Regions from separate parts of the Homo sapiens genome. Here region 2 is linked to region 1. Evidence: read pairs that join two places in POLR2A ChIA-PET (ENCODE). Cell type or tissue: MCF 10A. All regions are shown on one strand. Each heading gives the region's core, and the rest is flanking DNA. Links, peaks and the distances in the headings are about the cores only. Region 1 overlaps RAPGEF1 (Rap guanine nucleotide exchange factor 1). Region 2 holds the start of LOC105376300 (a long non-coding RNA gene).

Region 1 (2,903 bases), core at 124-2,623:
GTCCCAGACTAAGCAAACAAACAAAAAAACATAGAGCCATCCCCAAAGACCAATATGCTTGCAATCCAAGATGGGCAAGCGACCCATCTCCAGTCCACATTTCAGGGAGACAACAGAAAATTTTTCTGATTCTTCACAAATGGGAAGAATCAAAAGTGAACTGTTACCAGAAGCAGAAGGCTGACTGCACAGCCACTGTGATGAGTTTCCAAGCCTTGCACAAATACGCCGAGAACGCTGTGGCTGTACGAACTGCCTTCAATCAGACCCGACCTGGCCATGTGTTATCAAGGTCACTCCTTCAGGTATGACTACTCCAAGCCTCAAATCTCTGTAAAACCCAAGGAGATCCACAAGATCATCTGCTCCAGCGACTCCCTTCCCCATTTCACAGATTCCTCAGAGAGGGGCAGGGATCAACGCTAGGCATTTAGTTGGAGGGCTGGATCCAGCCCCCAAATCTTTATCCTTGGCTAGGAAAACCTCTGCTACCCATTTCCTCATGACCAGAGGAGGCAGGAGGGCAGTGTGAAGGAATTGGCTTTGAAGGCCAGCTGGCCTGGTTTGAATCTATGGGGGCACTTCCTAGCTGAACAACTTTGGGATAGAAACTAAACCTTTCCACACCTTGTATTTTCACATACATTCATGTGTACCATTATGCTGTCTACTTCATGGGTAGTTTAAAGGTTAAATAAGAATTCAGACTTGGGAGGCTGAGGTGGGAGGTTGAGGCAGGAGAATCATTTGAGCCCAGGAGGTCAAGACTGCAGTGATTTGTGATCACACCACTGCACTCCAGTCTGGGCCACAGAGCGAGAACCCATCTCTAAAAAACTAAACTAAAATAAAGATGTTTAAAATTTGTTGGTACACAGCAGATACTCAATGAGAATAGCTGTCACTGTTTTTATTATTATTACCTATAAATCTCCAAGCTTTAGATACAATACATTGAAAAAAATTATTTACCCTCACTAGGGATTTTCTCCCCCATATCAGAGTAAGATCCACTGCAATATTCTAGTAAATAATCATTCTCTTAGTATAATTAAAATAAAATTTATCTTACAAACATCTGTACCTCAGGAATAATTTTTTTTTTTAAGAGACAGGGTCTCCCTATATTGCCCAGGTGGCCTCAAACTCCTAGGCTCAAGTGATCCTCCTGCCTCAGCCTCCCGAGTAGCTGGACTCCAGGAGGAATGATATTTTGATTGTGGAACATGACATAAGCCAGAGGGGTAATATTGTGGCCACTGAAGTAGGAAACATTTTAAGGAGTGCCTGTCCCTACACGCAAGACGCTGTTGGCTCCAGACGAACTCTGAGTCAGGATCCTGCAAGGCGGTGCTCACTTCTTGAAGGAGATTTTTTTTTTTTTTTAGATAGAAATGGCTCAGAAGGGAAGGGCTCGTGGATCCCTGTAATGTGCACACTCACCCACCCAGAACCAAAGAAACAGAGGCTGGGCTCTCAGGCGGGTACCCGGTAGCTCACACAAAGCTTTGTGTATGGAATTTGTCTGCTGGGAGGAAAGTCTGATGTTGGTCACTTCCCTCCTGGAGAAAAATACAACAATACGAGGAAGCGCCAAGCACTGTGGGAATGTTCCAAGTGTGAGTTCCAGCTCAGCCCAGAATATAAACAAAAGCGATGACCAGCCTGGAGGTCAGGCCTAGCAAAGCACTGAGGCAGAAAGTCTGGGAGGCACTCTTCTGTCTTCTGGGGTCCTCTAGACTCTGCCTTTTTTTTTTTTTTTTTTTTTTGAGACAGTCTCCCTCTGTTGTCCAGGTTGGAGTGCAGTGGTGCAATCACAGCTCACTGCAGCCTCCAACTGCTGGGCTCAAGCAATCCTCCTGTCTCAGCCTCCTGACTAGCTGGGACTATACGCACTTGCCACCATGCCTGGTTAATTAGTAAAATTATTTTTTGTAGAGATAGCATCTTGCTTGGTTGCCAGGCTGGTCTCAAACTCATGGCCTCAGGTGATCCTCGAGCCTCAGCCTCCCAAAGTGCTGGAATTATAGGCATGAGCCACCGAGTCTGGCCGAGACTGCTTTGAAGTAACTTTCCTGTCCAGGCCTGGAGGAAATCATCGAAGGCAAAGGCCACCACGTGTCGAATGTCATAGGAAATACAAGCTCAGGGACTCTCTTATGACACATCTGCAAACTTATAGATCAGTCTCAGAATGTCATAGCTGGAGGGGCCTCAGAGATTTACTCAACAAATACCAACACGGAGCTTGGGGAGGGTCGGATAACATGCACGAAGAATCACTTAGTTATCCCGGTGATCAGTGCTAAATTCAGGGTGGGGGACGCATGTCTAGCAGGGCGACCTAATCTAAGCTGGAAGTCAGGGAAGGGTGAGACTTGAAGGATGAGCAGAGCTGGACCAGGCAAAGGGGCAGTGTGTATGAAAGACCTGTGTAGCTGGAGGTATGTGCCCAGGGGAAGGCCGGGGGTCAGATGGGACAGGGCCTTATAGATCCAGGGCTTTGTCTCATGGGCTTTGGGGGTTCCTAAGGTGCCGGCAAACCACGTGTTCATTCTTCTGGGAAGAGAGGTCTATGGCTTTCACCAAAGTCTTAAGGAGTTTCAAGAGGTTAAGAATGGCCGGGCACGGTGGCTCACGTCTGTACTTAGGATCCCAGCACTTTGGGAGGCCAAGGTGGGCAGATCACAAGGTCAGGAGATAGAGACCATCCTGGCCAAGATGGTGAAACCCCATCTCTACTGAAAATACAAAAATTACCTGAGCATGGTGGTGAGCACCTGTACTCCCAAGCTACTCGGGAGGCTGAGGCAGAAGAATCACTTGAACCCGGGAGGTGGAGGTTGCAGTGAGTGGAGATTGCACCACTGCACTCCAGCCTGGTGACAGAGCGAGACTCCCTC
Region 2 (2,903 bases), core at 185-2,684, 360 kb before region 1:
GCCAACCCTCCAGGACCTTGGGGTGGTGTGAAGGCCCCAGATTTCTGAAAGTGGAACAAAGCCAGACCCTGTGGCCGCCACCTTCTGGCCAACCTCAGATGGAGCCTTCCAGACACATCAACTCCCAGGGCTGTGGAAAGAAAAGGTGCGTTTTCTGGAGACTTACAGAGGGGTGGGGTGGGGGGCGCTGCGGGCCAAACAGCCATACTCGGTGTCCTCTCCCCCACAGCCCTTGCTCTCCCTTCCCCTCTCTCAACCCTCCCAAACCCCTCACACCTGCCCCTCTGCCTCCCTCATCCCCCAACCCTCTTGGCCTCTTCACCTGCTCCTGAACAGCACAGCAAGCTCCAGGGAGGCTGGGCGGCAGCAGGCTCCCTGGAAAATGGGAGGGGGCTGGGCACACTGGTTCATGTCTGTAATCCCAGAGCTTTTGGAGGCCGAGAAGGGAGGAGTGTTTGAGCCCAGGAGATGGAGGCCAGCCTGGGCAACATAGGGAGACCCCGCCACCCCCATCTCTACAAAAAATTTAAAAATAACCCAGGCGTGGTGGTGCACACCTGTAGCCCCAGCTACTTAGGAGGCTGAGGTGGGAGGATCACTTGAGGCCTGGGAGTTTGAGGCTGCAGTGAGCCAAAATTGCACCACTGCACTCCAGCCTGGGCAACAGAGCAAGACCCTGTCTCACATACACACAACAAAAAAGTGACTAGTGTGATAGAGGAAGTGAGTCCTCAATTTTAGTTGTTATTAATTAGAATTAATTAGCTAGCAGCTTCTGGATGGGACAGTGCAGCTCTAGAGGCTTCATCAGACTCAGGTTTACTTTCTGGGTGAGACAACCCCATGGGCGGGGTGTGCTGCATTCAGGTAGGAAGCCTGAGCCCTGAGCCCAAGCCCAGGCTCGAGGGCTGAGTGAAGGTCTACATCCCTGAGGATGTGTGGCCTTTCTGGCGCCACCTGCTCCTCCTGGAGTCTGAGGCTTTCTGCTCTTCCAGCCTGGGGGTGCCAGGCTGCTAGGGGTGGCACCTTTCCCTCCCCAGGAAAAGATGCAAAATCCCCTGATGGCACAGGCAGCCCCTCCCCAGAATGGACGGGATGGAAAGGGGACAAGTGGCAATGGCCCCAAACCAGGACCTCAGCTCATGGGTTCCCGGGTCCCTGGGGAAAGGGCTGAGGTCCTTCCTGCACTCAGCAAACAGGAACTGCGCGCTGAGCACCCAGCTGGAAATCAGCCATGGACAGGACAGACCTCTTCCCTCCCCCAACAAGCTCACGGTCTAGCCGAGGAGACTCATGTTGAAACATATAAATGGCCACTTCGCCAGGTCATAGCCATGGTAGTGGGGCTCGGAAGGAGAAGCCCATGGCGTTATGAGGGCGTGTGGAGCGGCGGTCGCCAAGGAGGGCTTCCCTGGGGGAGTGACAGTGAAGCAGAGCCCCCAGACCTGAGCGGGACTTGACCAGAAAGGAGGGAGGAAGAGTGTGGCCGGCAGAGGGAGCTGCGAGTGCAAGGCTGACAGGCAGGAAGGCCCGGGCGCTTGCAGGGAGATGCAAGTCTGAGGACGATGGCCCGGCTACGGCTGTTCCGCTGGGGCTGTTCCTGCTCTCCTTCCGCCCTGGGGGAGATGTTCCAATTCTACCCGGCGCTCCCCAGTCCGTGGACTCAGTCTTTCCTTGTGGGCTCCATTTCCCAGCTTCTAATCTCTCTGCGGCTCAACCCCTCTTCCCCTCTGTGTAGCCATGAGGCCCGGAGCCACCCCAAGAGCAGCCTTGGAGGCCTGATTGAGACAGCATCACCCCATCCCTGAGCCCAGAGCATGGAGAAAGCTTAGGTCACGGTGGAGCCTTTCTTGTTTTTTGTTTGCTTGTTGTTTGTTTGTTTGTTTGTTTGTGACGGAGTCTCGCTCTGTCGCCCAGGCTGGAGTGCAGTGGCGCGATCTCGGCTCACTGCAAGCTCCTCCTCCCGGGTTCACGCCTTTCTCCCGCCTCAGCCTCCCGAGTAGCTGGGACTACAGGCGCCCACTACCACGCCCACGCCCGGCTAATTTTTTTTTTTTTTGCATTTTTAGTAGAGACGGGGTTTCACCCTATTAGCCAGGATGGTCTCGATTTCCTGACCTCGTGATCCGCCCGCCTCGGCCTCCCAAAGTGCTGGGATTACGGGCGTGAGCCACTGCGCCCGGCCACGGTGGAGCCTTTCATGGAAAGGCCCGGGAAACAAACTATGACTCAGGCCAGGGACAGGGCTGGTCCTTATCGACTGCTTCACCCCCAGCCTGAAAGAGTGTGGTCAGAGGCTGGCACCACTGTGGCTGGGGACGTCCTGATTTCTCCCCTGCAGAATGTGGTTATTCTGGCGCTGGGGTGGCCCTGAAGCTTAGCTATGAGGGAAGCCTGTTCTTAGATACCCCAGCCTTGGGAGAGAAGAGCTGTGTACTGCCGCTGATAATGAACAGTGGCTGGCCGGGCATGGTGGCTCAGGCCTGTAATCCCAGCACTTTAGGAGGCCCAGGAGGAGTTTGGAAAACTGCTTGACCCCAGGAGTTGGAGGCTGCAGTGAGCCATGATCGTGCAACTGCACTCCAGCCTGGTCCACAGAGCAAGATCCTGCCTCAAAAAAAAAAAAAAAATTCTTTCTTGGCCGGGCATGGTGGCTCATGCTTGTAATCCCAGGACTTTGGAAGGCTAAGATTAGAGGATTCCTTTGAGACCAGCCTGGGCAACATAATAAGACCCTGTCTGTATGTGAAAAATTTTAAAAACTTAAAAAAAAAAAAGTCTTTCTTCAATAATAAATTAACCCTTAATGTAACTTTTAAAATTTTTACTTTATAAACTTTTTTGAACTTTTTCACTCTTACAATAATGCTTAGTTTATAATGCAAATATATTGCATAGCTGTA

What was found. Peaks named below come from ENCODE experiments on the same cell type or tissue, not always from the same donor. Only the 100,000 strongest peaks of a DNase experiment are listed, where the experiment ranks them.
Region 2: POLR2A ChIA-PET joins it to region 1 with 5 read pairs; 1 of 35 experiments calls an interaction of 5 or more read pairs at or near these places.

What each region holds. Positions count from the first base shown.
Region 1 is chr9:131,712,959-131,715,861 of GRCh38, forward strand. The region is part of intron 1 of RAPGEF1 (Rap guanine nucleotide exchange factor 1); the gene reads right to left. Among named protein-coding and RNA genes, the nearest start is that of RAPGEF1, 26 kb to the right of the region's middle. RefSeq lists an enhancer at 1-111. In MCF 10A, for the core only: no CTCF peak of the experiment used is centred there; DNase peaks (open chromatin) are centred at 1,313 and 1,583.
Region 2 is chr9:131,348,726-131,351,628 of GRCh38, forward strand. It overlaps LOC105376299 (a long non-coding RNA gene), which reads left to right. Exons shown (of 4, transcript XR_001746959.3): 3 at 1-145. LOC105376300 (a long non-coding RNA gene) reads right to left here and starts at 1,706. Exons shown (of 4, transcript XR_930401.3): 1 at 1,446-1,706; 2 at 323-427. In MCF 10A, for the core only: a CTCF peak has its summit at 1,502 (motif pointing right); a DNase peak (open chromatin) is centred at 1,516.